Linked DNA regions of Homo sapiens: region 2 is linked to region 1. A link is a loop called in an ENCODE intact Hi-C map of the cell type or tissue named here. Cell type or tissue: heart right ventricle. All regions are shown on one strand. Each heading gives the region's core, and the rest is flanking DNA. Links, peaks and the distances in the headings are about the cores only.

The links. Hi-C counts contacts between places; a loop is a spot of excess contacts. Peaks named below come from ENCODE experiments on the same cell type or tissue, not always from the same donor. Only the 100,000 strongest peaks of a DNase experiment are listed, where the experiment ranks them.
Region 2: a loop joins it to region 1, with 2.9 times the contacts of the local background. A loop is called at or near these places in 24 of 110 quality-filtered maps.

What each region holds. Positions count from the first base shown.
Region 1 is chr3:107,539,932-107,548,206 of GRCh38, reverse strand. The region is part of intron 2 of BBX (BBX high mobility group box domain containing); the gene reads right to left. Among named protein-coding and RNA genes, the nearest start is that of BBX, 21 kb to the right of the region's middle. In heart right ventricle, for the core only: a CTCF peak has its summit at 4,309; no DNase peak of the experiment used is centred there.
Region 2 is chr3:107,261,092-107,269,366 of GRCh38, reverse strand. The region is part of intron 1 of DUBR (DPPA2 upstream binding RNA); the gene reads right to left. Among named protein-coding and RNA genes, the nearest start is that of DUBR, 25 kb to the right of the region's middle. In heart right ventricle, for the core only: no CTCF peak of the experiment used is centred there; no DNase peak of the experiment used is centred there; H3K4me3 peaks cover 1,111 bases; H3K27ac peaks cover 3,187 bases.

The DNA.
Region 1 (8,275 bases), core at 1,974-6,973:
GGATGAGGAAACTAGAATCCAAGAGGTTAAGTGCCTTGTTCATACTGACACAGTTAAGAAGTGGTACAAATGACATTCAAACAGGAGTTGTCTGACACACAATCATACGTCCAAACCTCGATGCCTCCCAGGTAAGTATTTAAAACACCAACTTAATTAGGCTCTGAGAGTGTGGCTGAGCCCAGAATTGCATTTTATATCATGAGAAAGAAGCCATAAAAATGACAAAGACAAGCAACCATTCCAGGAATCAGCAATTAGAATCTAGGTGTCAGAGTCCCTAGATATGTGATGAAAGTAGAAAAGGAGTTGGCTTTGGCCCTCCTGTGTGATTCCACCTAAGTTACTCAACCTCTCAAAGTCTCAGTCTCAAAATTTGTCAAATAACAGAGAAATGAAGAATAAGATCAATAGAAGGGAAAGAAGAAGGGGAGGGGAAGGAAGGAGAGCAGAGTGAGGTGGGGGAGTGGAGGAAACAAGAAATTGGGGGTTGGATAAATTACATCTACCAGTAATATTTGTTATGATCTTCAAAGTGAGATATCTGAAAGTACACAGAAGAGTGCCGGGTACACCACAGGCAGTAAGTACATATTATATTTAATATCATATTTTATTCATTTATTGAAGGGTAGAACAAATATAAAACGAAAAGAAAACCAACTGGGATAGGTTTCATGGGAATCTGTGAGAGATCTGATCAGATCTTAAAGTCGTATGTCAAAAAAGCTTGCAAAATTCAAAATTCAGCCTTACATTTCATTCATTCATGAATGCTCATTTACTTAGTAGGTATTGAACTAGGTACTGTGAAGTCATGGAGGGCACAATCATCACTTACACAAATAAGATGAAGTTCAATGATTTCATTGACTGAGCAGATACTTACTGAATGGTCACCAATACCATTAGCTTATTAAAGATACTGTTTTAGAGCCATTATCAGTTCTTTCAAATTTTTCTTTCAGTTCTGCAGTATAATTACAATTTATGCCATCATCCCGACTACAGCTGAGATTCAAAGCTATAAATATTCACAAACAAAAAAAATTGAGGATGTTTGAGCTTTATTTCATGTTGTCTAGGGAAATACTTCTCTTATACTACCTCATTATAAAACAACTTGTTTAGATAACTGTTACTTGAATAGCTCTTATACATTTGTAAAGCAAGGAAATAAGCATTGATTAATCTTTCAAACTATCTTGAACATTATAAAGTTTACCTAAAATATTCATGCCCACAAGTCAGAATAAATAAACTAACAGAACAGTTATGTTAATATACTATAACAGAAACTGGTTGAGTAAGAAGTTACTCAGCAAATCAATATAATTGCTTCTCCTTCTGAAAATACAGCAGTAGTAGAGAGGATAAAGGAACCATATATTACTTTCAGATACAGTAACTATATTACATTTATAAAGAAATAAGATAGTTTTTCAGGTCCCAAATCATGATCAAATATCTAATTCACACACTTTAAATCAAAAAGGCATTTAACAGAAATTTTCTTCTTGGATTAACATGGATTTTTATAACAGTAAAATGTAACTTTTTAAATTATTTAACTCAGAAGTCCCAACCCTTTCAATAAACAACAAAGAAAGTAATAAAAATTCACGACAGGCTACATGTTTCTGATACAAGTTTCTTACAGAAATTATCTGTCTCATGTAAGATAAGATGATGTAGCCCTAAAAAGATTTGTCACTAAAAGCACATAATAACAACTGATTTAATCATATGGTTCTGTGTATCATGGAATCTAAAAAATCTGGGTTTTATGTCACAAAAAGTAAGTAAATAACTAGTGTTCTGACAATGGGCTATAAAAACTATGGTCCTTAAGTTGCCCAAACTAAAATTTCCTAGATTTATGACAGTAGTAAAGGTAAAACAAAATTGCAAATAATTTATAGGCAGGAATGACTAGAGAAGACGTAACATCTTGGCACAGTCTTAGGAGTTAAGGAATGAAAATATGGATGGTCAGTAGCTCCCAGGTCTTAGATCTTCAGAAGGCACAGAAGAGTGTGCTGATTCAAACAAACTAACGTTATCTAATGAGTCCGAGCTAGGAAGCTGCATGAAAGCTTGGGACAGGTTGTGTATTACAGTGCAGTCAAACTGTTCAGTAGCCAGTGGGTTAAGCATGACCTTGAGGTTTCATGTGTAATACTCCTGCTAGAAACAATTAGCACCTTTGAGCTACGATAAACAAGCACTCTACTTTTTACAAACCAGCAACATTTTAGTGCCCTTTCTACCAAACTGTGAGGAGGATTAGTAAGAGAGCACCATTTCAAAAATCTTTGTTTGAAACCCTGTGTTTTACAACCATGTCACTGAGCCAAATGAAAGCCCCAGCATGACTGTGGTTTTATCCACTTAATGCATCATCACTACCTACTGAGCAAGACCCAAACTGGACCAGGGGAGCACCACAAACTACCCAAGACACAGACAGGGTAATGGATTTCCTACTGAATATCCCACCAATTGCCATTCCCTAAAGAGGAGCAAGAAAGGTCATTATTGCTCTTGTTAAGAAAATAACTCCATGGATAGCACAAAGATAAAGAAGGCATTACCATTTTTCCAAACATAAGGAATTAACCCTGTACAGTCTTCAGTGGCCCAAACCACCACCCTAGCAGTCATACAAGCACATTCTGAAAACTTCGGTTTCCAGCAAAACATAAGGTACTGATCTGCTATCACTACTCTCCTACAAAAATTAAAAGCTTTTATTTCCATTTAGCTACCACTTAAGATTTATAAAAGCTTCATTTTTTCTTTCATTCTCTTAACTTGAGTCCTCACAGAGCCCACTTTCCTCATCACAGATTGCCAATTTTTGGTACGTTAAAAATCCCATCAAGTTGCACTTATATTATGTGACAATTAGCTTTTAATGATGGATAAAGGGGATAGATGCTTAAAGTCATTTTGCATTCTATTACTGTACCCATCTAATAAAGAAAAGCTTTTTAATAAAGGTCAGAAAATTTTCTTCTTTAATCAAACTCTAAAAGACACACTAACTTGGAAAATACATTAAATTGGTTGGGCCAAGAGATATGTAACAGAATGTAAAGACTTTTGTCAATAAACCGCAGAGGTAAAGAAACGTCTCTATAATGTATTCTCTTAATTTCTATTACTTTTTAAAAAATTTTTTTTTTTTTGAGACGGAGTCTCGCTCTGTTGCCCAGGCTCGAGTACAATGGCGGATCTCGGCTCATTGCAAGCTCCACCTCCCGGGTTCATGCCATTCTCCTGCCTCAGCCTCCTGAGTAGCTGGGACTACAGGTGCCCGCCACCATGTCCGGCTACTTTTTTTCTTTTTTTTTTTTTTTTTTAGTAGAGACAGGGTTTCACTGTGTTAGCCAGGATGGTCTCCATCTCCTGACCTCGTGATCCGCCCGCCTTGGCCGCCCAAAGTGCTGGGACTACAGACGTGAGCCACCATGCCCAGTCAAATTTTTTATTTCTTATAGAGATGGGGTTTCGCTATGTTGGCCAGGCTGGTCTTGAACTCCTGGCCTCAAGTGATCTGCCCGCCTTGGCCTTCCCAAAGTGCTGGGATTATAGGTGTGAGCCACTGTGCCAGGCTTCTATTATATTTATAACTTTTAAAGTAACGATTTTACAAATAACTAGCATTTTACATTCAATAAATATATAATATGTACAGGTTTCCAGATGTGATGTTTTAACATCTCATGTCTAAAGACATGATTTCCTAGGATATAACTGCCTGCAGGGTCTCTGTATACATCTGTGGAAGTCATGCTATGTTCTAGAACCCTAAGAGATGCCATTCACATCAGCAAGCACAGATCTGTATCTCTGTGACGACATTTCAAAATGCAGTAAAGTGTTGTGTTCTAACAAAATCAATCTATTATGACAATTTTCCAACACTTAGAAATAAAGTATCACAAAAAGAGGTAACTTTTTTCTCATTTACACAAAGGAGCAGAATAGAGTCGCAGCTGCCCAGATTACCTGGCTAGTATTTTCTGGAAGTTCAGGGCTGAATGATGGTCATTTCCCAGGTGAACTCCCAGGAGCAGAACTCTGATAAGGCATATGAAGTTTCCTCCCTGAACTGCAGGACAAAAGATATTTTCTCCCAAATAAAACTTACAAATATACTAACCTTAAAAATATTATTTGGAATTTTAACTTACTAATGTTTAGCCTGCATACATGTAAATGGATTCAGTCCGAGTGACAAGGTATGTGGTCGCAATATTTCACTACAGTAGTTTCTTAATACAGCCACCATGAGGCGTCGCAGTACACAAATCAGTTAAATGACCCTTTCACAACTAAATCTGTTATGGCTTTACAAACTTCTTTTCTCCTCATCAACAGCTATGAGCAATTTATGCTTTCATGGACAGAACAAAATCTAACAGCTTTGAAATGGCTTTTAAAGACTCTTTTGCTTAAGATTAGGATGAGCTGTTGTGAAGCTGGAATGGTTTTTCCTAAAATCAGACTGTAATAAACTTAGGGCATTTGATAAACTGGTATGCCATTTAACAATGTGTTATTGTTTTGCAAATTCTTGCTCTGTTTTCACAGGACACAGGGAACTAAACTGAAGCCACGTACAGTTTATTATCCGTTAACTACTAAAATCATGTTGTGCCACTAAATAAAGTAGAACTAGTAACATAACTTCAAAGTTGACATGCATAATGTATTACCTATAGTTTCATTCTAACAATACATAACATTTTGGTTTAATTTTTTAACCATTTATAAACAATAAAAACAAATTGTTCACCTATTCCTGCTGTAAAGATGGTGTCGTGAATTGGCTAAAAATGTGTTTTACATCATTTTGGAGCTAAACAGATTTCTACAGCAAAACACCAAACCAGAAGTCTTATATCTCAGTTCCACCTCTGCCACTCAAATGGCCTGGGTCCTAGTTTCTTAATCTAGGCCTTCCTTTCTTCAAATTTATAATGATAGATTATAATGCTCCAAGATCATCTGTAGAATCCCTTTTAAAGCTAAAATATAATTCTCTTTGGATTTAAGTTATCTGAATCCAAACCTATTTTCTTTTTTATATTGTGACATGATGTTCATTTTTTTAATCACAGATATTTCATCTCAATATAACACTAACTTTTTTTAACTTTAGAAGTTTACCATATGTTTAGAATGAGTCAAGAAATAAGCTACTGAGGAGCAACTGTGTGTATGACAACAGGCTTAACAATGCAGAAACACAAATAGAGAAAAAGCTCTTTTACCCTGGGCTGGAAAGCCATGCCTTATTGCCATAGGCATAAGAAATTCAGTGGGAGCCTAGACTGGTCCATGCATTGTGGAGTGGTATGAATGCCACGTGGGAAGCCTAGGAGGCACGATAGGGGAGTGAGTGATTATAAATATGGCCTCCAGTAGACAGAATGAACTGGGATGGAATGCCAGCAACACCATTTACCAGAAGAATGACCTTGGGCAAGTTGCTGAGCCTCTGAAACTCAGTACCTCATTCAAAGTGGAGATAATAGTTCCTACTTCACAGGTTGTTGCATGGTATAAAAGAGGGTGGAAACACTAAATTCATGGTTTACATCACTGCTTAAAAACAGGGTGAAGAGGAACTCTGCTGAACTGTCTTTAGGACTTTTGTTTTCATATTCCACTTTACATGAAAAGCCAAACTAAAGAAAGTTCATAGTTTCTAACCACTTCCATCTCTATATGCTCTCTTCAATAAACATATGCTGTTCTTTCAAATTACAATTCTTCAACAAACCTCTTCTGTAGCCATTAATATTACACTATGTTCCAAAGTTAGTATACTCAAATACAAATTATGAAAACTGAGTTGAAGTAATGACAATCTATAGAAATAAACATTCTAAAATAAACCGCTTTTGTGTCAAATCTTAAATCTTTTAAATAAATAGAAGTTCTGGAGTTCTAATGTAATCAATCTTCTATCATTCTCCCACAGTATAATAATGACTAGACCTTTTTACTCTTGGGGAACTTAAAGATAAAGTCCTAACAAATAAAACCTTTCTATTATATAAAATATTAATTGAATAATTGATCCTGAAATAACTTGTAGATAGAAATATCTTCTCTTTCATAGTTGGCAGAGGTTCTCTTACTGGCTTCTGGAACCTCCTTTACTACGGAGTGCCAAACTAAAAAGCATTTTAAGTTTAAAAAGAAAAACTATCCAGTCGTGGTGACAAACACCTGTAGCCCAACTGCTTGGGAGGCTGAGGCAGAAGGATCACTTGAGCCCAGGAGTTTGAGGCTGTGGTGAGCTATAATCACACCGATGCACTCTAGCCTGGGTAACAGAGCCAGACTCCATCTCTTAAAAAAAAAAAAAATTATAGAATTTGCTTATACTTCTTTAAAAACATCAGTTAATATCAAGTTACAATATGAACATGTTACAGAAATAGGAGTAGCTCAGGTATCTGAATATCAAATCATATTCTCTAATTAATTTTCATTGTAACTTCAGAAATATGTCTCATGGGGGGGGGATTAACATAATCTAAATATAATCCAAATCTCACTTACAAATCCCAACATACACCTAAAAGTTCATTGTTTGTCAGTATGTGGTCACTATACATTTAATTTGCCATCACAAGTTGTGAAAAAAGTTAAGTCAAATGGACAGTCTTTCTACATAATTTTAGTACACTTATTTAAATGCACAAATAAATTTAAGTACACCCAAAATTTAAGGCCCTACATGGGCCTTAACTGATATTTTGTAGCTCACAGGGCATGAACAAAATTAGCACCGGATTTTCTTCACCACTGCTACTCCAAATATTTATAATAACTTATCAGGTTGAAATTAAGTACAAGAAAAAAAAATTTTAGCTCAAAAAGATAAATTTTGCACTGCTCTCTAGACAAATGGCCAGAATATATGAGTGCTGGTCGCAGGGGAGCCACTGCAAACTCAATATCCTAGGTCAAGACACTTAACAACTTTGAGCCTGTTCCTTCATCTGTAAAATGGGAATAAGGACACCTACCTAAGAGCATGGTTATACAGAGCAAACAAAGCAACGTCAGTGAAATCACAATGTAAAGTCTAAGTTGCAATAACAAGTATAAGAGAGCCAACGAGGCATGCTTTCATGTGGCCAGCCACTAAAGGAGAAAGATGCTTCTCAGGGAGGAAATGTTTGTTCTCCCCAACTCTGATGATGCTCAAGTATATGCATGACAGATTTATTTTATGACCATAAAATAAGAATTTTTAACCATCATTTTAAAAAGGAAGTCTCAGTAAAAAAAAATTCCAAAAAGAGGAGTGAATACATAAACTACCTTGTTTTATGTATTTATAAATAAATTCAGTACTAATTGTAATAGTATAGGTTGGGGTGATCCAGGACATATCCCAACTTTAGTGATGAGGGAAGAAGGAACAGGATAGCAGCATATATGAAATAATTCAATCATAAACTCCACATTCTTGATGGGTAATATGTTAATAAAAGTATGTTAATAGCAACCTTTAAATAAATATACACATAATGTGATTTGGCAGTTTTGGTCACTAGAGTACCTCTATACAGGCAACACTGCCAGGGCTTAAAATCATTATCTACATATGACATAATTCCAGAATCACTGGCTTTGCTTCATTCGAAGCAGGATTCATTTACAGGCCTCTGATCTTGATGCTGATCCACTCCAGCAGGCTCAGGGCCTCCTACACCCAGTACATAGTATTAATATAAAACGGAGTAATTCGATTCAACAAAAAATTTATTAGACACCTACCATACTGCATCCTAGGACTCGGGAAACAAAGATAAGATCCAGATCTTACTGCTTAAGATGGTCACAATTTTTGCTTTAAGATATGAGGTTACCAAAGCCATTCCTCAGAAATGTTCTTGCTAACACTTTGACCCCCATGGGCTGCATCTTTCTGCCTACCCATAGTTGGCCTATCTCTATATGCTGTACTGCTTCAGGGGAGCTTCTAGAACTTAACTTTTCATGTCTATAAATCTATGGCCTCTGCCAGATCCCTCGTGCTGAACTACATAAACACTGTCCAACTAATATATCCTGAATCCCTACTATTTGGCAGGTACTTTTATAGGCATAGGAGATAAAACAGTGAACAAAAATTGTCCCAATTCTTACCAGATCCCCATGCTGAGCTAGACTGTTCTCATCCCTATCAACCAGCCTAATTCTACATACTCATTTAATAGTATCTGTTGAGCTTTTACCATGT
Region 2 (8,275 bases), core at 2,246-7,245, 280 kb after region 1:
AATGGGCAAAGATTGTGAGCAAAGATTACCATTTGAGGAGTCTCACATGAGGCATTAAAGGCCAGGCCCTCACACCCACAGTGTGCCCAGTAATTGGCTGAAGCTTCTCAGGAAGAACACAACCTCAGCTAAAGGCTGAGGCATATCTTGGAGGTGCTAATGGTTGGCGAATTCTTGTTTAACGGGAGATTCAAGGAGCGCATATCCATGGCTGCCACAGGGCGTGGCATATTCATAGCTCTCCTCTGCTAATTTAATCTGTCTCCTGCTTATCCCTGAAAACTTACCTTGTTTTTGGTTTCTGTTTTTGTCTCTTTTTTTCTTCCCCATGGATTTTCTGTTTCTCTACAACTTAATCTTGCTTATGGCACTAATTTACCATTTGGGCCCCCGGGTGCCACATCGATTTAAAGTTTGGCTTTTCCTAGCAAACTGACTTAGTACATGTTCCACCTTCAAATTCCTAGGTAAGATAATTTGGTCAGGTAACCATACTGAGGCCATCAACTCTAATGGGAAAGGAGGGCCAAATTATTTGAGACACAGCTATTCTTTAGAGAGGCTACTAACAGAGTAACGGACAATTTGCTAATTTCTGTGGCTTAACATAATACAAGTTATTTCATTCACATGAGTCTAATGCAGATGTTGGGCAGTCTTCCTGAATGGCTCTCCTCCAAGTGCTGCTGTGTCAGAGACTCAGGCCTTCTCTCCTTCATAGAAAGCTCTGATATCCTCAACAAGGGCCTTTACTGTCGCCTCAGAGTGATGGATAGTGTGAAGAAGACACGTCTGCTCTCAACTGCCTCAGGCAGGAAGGCACACATCACTTTTGCTCACATTACATTGGTGCGAACTTGACATATGTTCCCATCTTACACACAAGAGGGCTGGAAATGTAGCTTACCAGTATCCCCAGGAGAAAACAACAACAACAACAACAACAACAACAACAAAACATTTGATAAGTATCATATAAGCTATAAGCTTCTGCCATAGTTTGCCCTTTTGGTCATCAAATACCAATTTCATGCTTCCTCCCACACATAGAATAAATGAGCCCCTTTCTTAAGTGGAAAACACAAGATCTCATCGAGTCAGTCCCTGCTTCTAGTTCTAGGTCCAAGATGTTCAAGTGATGTGAAATTCTCTCCTTTAGTCCTAGATGTGGCTCCTTATGGTTGTGTAGCCCATGATCTGAAAAGACAGTGATCAGTTTGCTACCCTCCATCCCCAATGCACAGTTAGTAAAACAGGCACAAGACAACCTGTAAATATTCTCATTAAAAAATTGGTAGAATGAAAGACACAGGAAAATCATTAGGCTATGGCAATTCTGAAATTCCACTTAGCCAATATTGTGAGGATTTGTCAGTCTGGAGTAGGAGAAGTCCTTTGATTAGTGCCAATTTCTACTGTCCTTGAGAATTTTTTTTTTTTTTTTTTAGTCTGTTGCTTTCTGTGACCCCTGGCTTTGCCCTCTAGCAGTTTCTTCCAAGTTTATTATTTTCCATGGCCTTCTCTGAACTGGGTATTAAGTGTAAGCCCTCTTTGGGAGTTATACAACTTTCCTAACTTTATTTGTTCATGGAAGTTAAAGGCTCAAGCTTTTTGTAAGTCTTGAAAGTCCGACATTTTAATTTCAGACTTCTGGTACTGGACAATGTATTTCTCAAAAAAATGTAGTAGCTTTCTACTTACTCATTTTCATGTGTTTATCAAACCCAAAGTACCTTCCTAGATATAGTTCTCCAGGGTGCTTTACTTTGCTTCTTCAGCTCACTGTCTCACATACTCAACTTAATGATGGCAACCTTGAAGCTGCCAGGCTAGAGTGGGAACACCAGTCTTAATATCTTTTTGCTGAAAGGCTGAGTCATTCTATCCAAGAGGGTACTAGGCTTCCCTCTAGGCTTCGTGTCTGTTTTTAAATATCATCTTCTATGATTTCAAGTTCAGAAATAGTTGACTTTTCCACCCAGCCAGCCCTTGACTTTCTGTACTCCTCATTCCCTTTAAAGTCTTTCCCCAAACTGGCCAGTCCTTTCCTGAGCTTTTTTCTTGTAATACTTTGCTGCCAGCAGTCAGTAACAACCAACGCATGCTATTCATTCTCCGTTTTCCAACCTCTCCCCGTAAACCTACTTGCTAAGTAGGTATGTAGTACGCCTTCCATTTTATGGCAGATGACAATTTTAATAGATATTATGTCACTGTATGGTATGACTCTGTAGGCATTCTGCCTGTTATCACTGTGTTCTTGCTCTTCATTGCCCACGTGCCAAGCTAGTGACACATATTTCATGTTTTTATTATAGCAATGCTCCATTTTGAAGTACCAATTTCAGTGGCAGGGTTAATAATACTGCTGTAACAAACAACCCCAAAATCTCAATGGCTTATTATAGTATAAATTTATTTTCCACGTAGGCAGAGTCAATTACATATGTTCCTGGTCAGGCAGCTCTCTTCCAAATGGTGACCCAAGGATCTAGACTTTCTATGTAGTATTTCTGCCATCTTCAAAATGTGGCCTCCAAGATTACCCTGTGAGGGGAAAAGAAACTGCCTCATACTGGATGAGACACATAACTTCTGCTTCTGTTCTGTTGGAGAGGCCTGTCATATGGGCCACCTGGATGCATGGCTATTGGACACCATCATTCAGCTGCTGGCCCAGAAATAAGAAACAGGTTTGGGGACTATGTAGTCAGTCTCTGCCACATTATCTCACAATAGGAGGAATGAAGAAAGGAGGCCATGGAAGACATATGCAGTAGAAAAACAAGAAAGGTGTTCTTTATACCTTATAGGCAAGGAAACTGAGGCTCAGAGAAGTTAAGAAAAATACCTATAGCTACCCAGTCACAAAAAGGGCAGAATTAGGCACCAAACATGAGTCTATGTGACTTCCAGTCCCAACACTTAACCATTACATCTCAAAGCTCTTTTGGTAGTTTTCAGCTATTAAGTACTATTTACGTCTTTATCTATGGTTAACAGAAGCTAAGATTTAAGTGATTTGGGTTATTACTTCTCATTTTACCTGAATTTTAATACTTGCACCTATTTTTTGGAAGCCATGGCTGGCTAAGCATAAATATGGAAATGATTTATATATACTTGTCTTCCAATAATTTAGATTCGATGTCAAATTTCTTCTTGTGAAAATTCATTACCTTAATTCTTCACAGACAGAAAATAGCCTCTCCTTTTCCCCATGTATCCACTTACTTTATTTTTCATTTTTGTTCTGATTTGAAACCACAGAGTTAGGAATGGACAATTATTATAGGATTATTATATCTGTTATAGGAGATTCTATCATTTTTCCTTGGTTAAGCATAAACATATAACCTGGTTGTGGCTCAGATTCCTTAGTTTTGAGGGGGAGTAGAATATAAACCTGGAAGGTATCTCTCCTCATGCCCATCATTCTCTTCTACGTAAATTATCTTGAGACTCATAAAAGGAAAATAAAATTCTGAAATTAAATTCTTCATTGCCTTTGTTGGCTGATTTTATCAACTGTCTATTGAATGAGTGGTTTAGTAGAACTCCTTAAAAACATACAATATACTGACCAATCTATTTGGCTATTTTCCACATGTTTTCAGAAGTCAAGACACAAAATCTAACTTGTTTGTTTTTGCCAAACAATGAACAGCATTATGTGGATCTTAGACTTTGAAAAAAAAATATGACACATATTATGTAGCCTGAGTACTAGTGCTGTGTCCTGCTTTTTGAAGTTACTTTCTGGCAAGGGTGATTTTATCCAACATCAGTTACCAATCAAAGTTGAAAAATATTAAAGATTGGTTGGTGGCCTTTTTTCCCACTTACATTTCTGTCTGCCTTCTTCACAGTTCAGTCAGTTCACAACTGAGCTGTGTGTTTAAAGCAAACTGGATGAAAAAAGTAAAAGGAAAGGTCTAAATCATTCCTTCCCATAATGCAAATGCCATTCTTGTTTTGATTCTGCTATTCTCCATGCTATATTTAGAAAACAAGGCCTAATTTTTTTACTTGGCTCTGGACCTGCAGATCTTCTTGCAGAAATGACACTGAATCGTTCTCTACCTGTCCTTTCTGGCAATGTGTTTTGGTTAATTGGTACTTTGCCCTTACTCTTTCCAAGCACAAAAACTCTGATGCTTGTCCTTTGAGGAAGCACAGAAACGAGAGAAGCATAAATCCCCATTTGTCTCAAATGACAAGTCAGACATTTAGCCGCTGAGCAAGAAACATGCTCTCTGTGTTCCTCGGAAAGCAGCAGCTCAGAGCGCTTGATATTCTCTGAGACAGGAAGCTTGGAGATTCCTTATCAATAGTATGTAAATAGAGTAAGAGAACAGGCTGTAGACTTAACTGGAATTCAGACAGGTCTGGGCGTGCCTGGTGTACTGGTAAGGCCATCTCCTCAAAAGAGTTTTCCTGAAGGACTGAGATTTCCGAGAAAATATTTGTCCTAAGAGAGGATGAGTCTGACTCTGTGATAAAGCGTTAGTTGTCTGCGTGATTGTGCGATTCTGTATATAGCATCAACATTTGTATTTTCATTTGACTTGTAGCAAAGACCCTATTATGTTTTGGTTGAAATACTATGGAGAGCAATGGGTCTATACATAAATCCCCAAAGATCTGATCTTCGAAAAATTCTTACATATAAATGCACAAACATTGCTTTTTACTGCACCTCTCCAAAATAGTGGGAAGCAGAGATGAAAGAGGATCTTCACACAGTAACTGGGAGGCAGGATTCTAAAGATGCATCCATACCCAAGATTTCTGACCTCTGCTTATTCATTCGAATACAAATCCAAGTACTTCTTTGAAGGAATTTTGCAGATGTAATTAAAGATGCATCCATACCCAAGATTTCTGACCTCTGCTTATTCATTCGAATACAAATCCAAGTACTTCTTTGAAGGGATTTTGCAGATGTAATTAAAGTCTCAAGTGAATTAATTGACCTTAAAGTATGGGGATAATCAAGGTGGGCCTGATCTAATCAGATGACCCCTTTTAAGGCAGAGTGTTTTCTGTAGGATCAGAAGAGGAAGTCAGAGATTTAAAACATGACAGGGAGTTGACGCACGGTTGCTGGCTTGAAGATTAGGGAGGGGCGGGTTGTGCCACAGAATGCAGGTGGTCTTAAAGAGCTGAGAGTGGCTCCTGGCTATAGCCAGCAGAGAAACATGGACCTCAGTCCATATTTGGCCAACAACTTGAATGAGTTTGGAAGCAGATTTCCTTCCTAGGGCCTCCATATTCAAAAGCTCAGCCAAGTGAACATCTCATTTCAGCCTTGAGAGACCCTAAGCAGAGAACTCAGTTGAGCTATGCCGGAATTCTGAGCTCCAGAAGTGTGAGATAATTTGTGTTATTTTAAGTCACCATGTTTGTGGTAGTTTTCTATACGGCAATAGAAAGTTAATGCAGTAACACGATGTGGTGAGGCTTTGTATTTTGTGGGACTCAGGCCTCAGCTGTGGTGGGAGGCCCCCAGCATCCCAGAGACGTCATGATATGCAGTGTTTACCCAGTGGTAAAAGATGACGAACGGTAAGAACAGACTAGATGAGTGCTTGTGAAACCTCCCCTGGAATTCCTAGAAATTCTCCTGGGTGGGGAAAAAGAACACTGAAATTCTTCTGGGTCGGGGAAAAGAACACTGAAATTTGCATTATTACAGTCAATATGAGTGACTAGAACCTACGGGCTGATGAATTCCAAGGAAATTGACTGCACACATTTCCATAAAGTCCAGATTAGTTTGATCTCCTAGGATATGCTTCATTTACCAAAAGGAACACGGGGTTTTCTTTTTCTTTTTTTTTTTTTTTTTTGGTTTTGGTTTTGTTTTCTGATTTACTCCTCCCACTCCTAAATTCCCTTGCCTTATTCACAGACCCTGACCTCTTTTGCTAGATGCCAAGGGAAGGATTTAGTTAGTATGTCCTTGGATGATTGTGACAGTAGAAAATATCTTTTTCTTTGTTAAATCTTTGCTACTGAGACAAAATAGCAACTTATTCTTGAGAGATAGAGGACCTCTTTCAGTATACTTAGGTGCCTTTCACAAACTTCCTATTAAAAATAATGAGCAAACATTTTGTATTGGATTATTAAGAAAGGAAACTCGGTGAAAATTTAGAAGAGTGTAGGATTTTCCTCTTCTAAGCCAGCATACAGATTAGTAGAGATGAATGTGCTATAACTGTACTGTAATTTTATAAAAATATTGTTGGGAAACAATTTTCCACAGATCTTTTGCATTTCTGTACATCTTCAGAGCAGATACATGGACAGCTTTTATTCTGAAATGTCTTCTTAAGTGTGTTTGCATGGCAAACAGTTTTGGAAGGTAAAGATAATGTCTCCCTCCAAAGCAAAGGACAGATTTGCTTTCTATTTAGAATAATAAAGATAATGTCTCTTTCCAGGGCAAAGGATGGACAAGTTACTGGCAGTCCCTTTAAAGGTCTGCTATCTCCTAAGCTCAGGGAATCTCAGCTCTTATATAAGTCTTGTGTGTACAGGATGACAAACTTGTCAGAATTTGCCTGAGACTTTCCTGTTTACAGTAAAGTAAATCTTGAATATTAGGAAACCCCTTGGTCTTAGGTAAATGAGGGAGGTGGTCACCCTAGTGAGCTGCATCCATCTGAGATGCACCATATCACTCCCATGAGATTTGGAAGACATGGAAACCAATGAAAAACTTGAAGCTCATGCTGCTTGCTGTGTTGTAAGAAATAAATTTCTTTAGCTCTGACCCAGGAGTCTTGAGCCTTCTTCCAGCATCTTAAAATTGTAATAGGCTAACTTCTTAGCAAGTAGAAAAAAATCTCAGACAGACCCTTCACAGTTCTTTAAAAACGTAAGTCTAGTAGTTGCTGGAATTATAATTGGAAAAAAAAAAAGGTTAGAGAAATGGAGTAAGACCACAAGCTTCCTCTAAAGTTTTCCAAAAATCTGTTGTATGAAATGGATAATTCAAAAGCATATCAACTTACAAAAGTGATTTGTAAGAACCTGTACTATTTTTGTGACTTCCATTGCATTTTTTCCTCTTATTAATAGATTATTTAGAAGTATATTGCTAATTTCCAAACATTTAGGAATTTTCTAGTATCTTTATGTCCCCATCCTTTAGTCTAATCCCACTCTGGTCAAAGAACATACTCTATAAGAATATACTCAATTCTTTGAAATTTGTTGAGATTTGCTTTAGTTTATTTTGGTAAATGTCTAAGTGCGCTTGGAAAAAATGTGCACTTTGCAGTTGTTGGCTATAGTGTTGTCTATATGTCAATTACGTTAAGGTGGTTGATTATATTGTTCAAATTTTCTATTTTCTTACAGATTTTTTGAATTTTGTGTCTGCTTGTTCTGTCAGTGATTGTAACATTTCCAAATATGATTGTGGATTTGTCACTGTTGTCTTTATATACTGTATTAGGTGATACAAATTTAGGAATGTTTTATTTTCCTATTTATCATTTTGACTATTTCCAGTAATACTTATTGACATGATTTGGCTGTGTCCCCACCCAAAATCTCATCTTGAAATGTAATCTGAATTATAATCCCCATGTGTTGGGGGAGGGACCTTGTGGGAGGTGATTAGATCATGGGGGTGGTTCTCCCATGTTGTACTCATGATAACAAGTGAGTTCTCATGAGATCTGATTGTTTTATAAGGGGCTTTTCCCTGCTTCTCTCTGTAGCTACCGTGTGAAAAAGGACATGTTTGCTTCCCCTTCTGCCATAATTGTAAGTTTCCTGAGGCCTCCCCAGCCATGCAGAACTGTGAGTCAATTAAACCTCTTTCCTTTATAATTACCCAGTCTTGGGCAGTTCTTTATAGCAGCCTGAGATCGGACTAATACACTTATCTTAAAGTCTACGTTACTTGGTATTAATAAAATTATACTAGCATCCTCCTGTTTAGTTTCTGCATGGTATATATATTTTCCATACCATTCCATGGTGTATATTTTTACTTTCAAGTTTTCTGTGCCCTTGTATTTAAAGTGTGTCTCTTGTAAACAGCATACTGTGGAATTTTGTTTTTGAGACAGGGTCTCACTTCGTCACCCAGGCTGGAGTGCAGTGGCATGAACACAGCTCACTGCAGCCTTGACCTCCTGGGTGCAAGTGATCCTCCCACCTCAGCCCCAGCAAGAAGCTGGGACTACAAGTGCATGCCACCATGTCCAGCTAATTTTTATATATTTTTTGTAGAGATGAGGTTTTGCCATGTTGC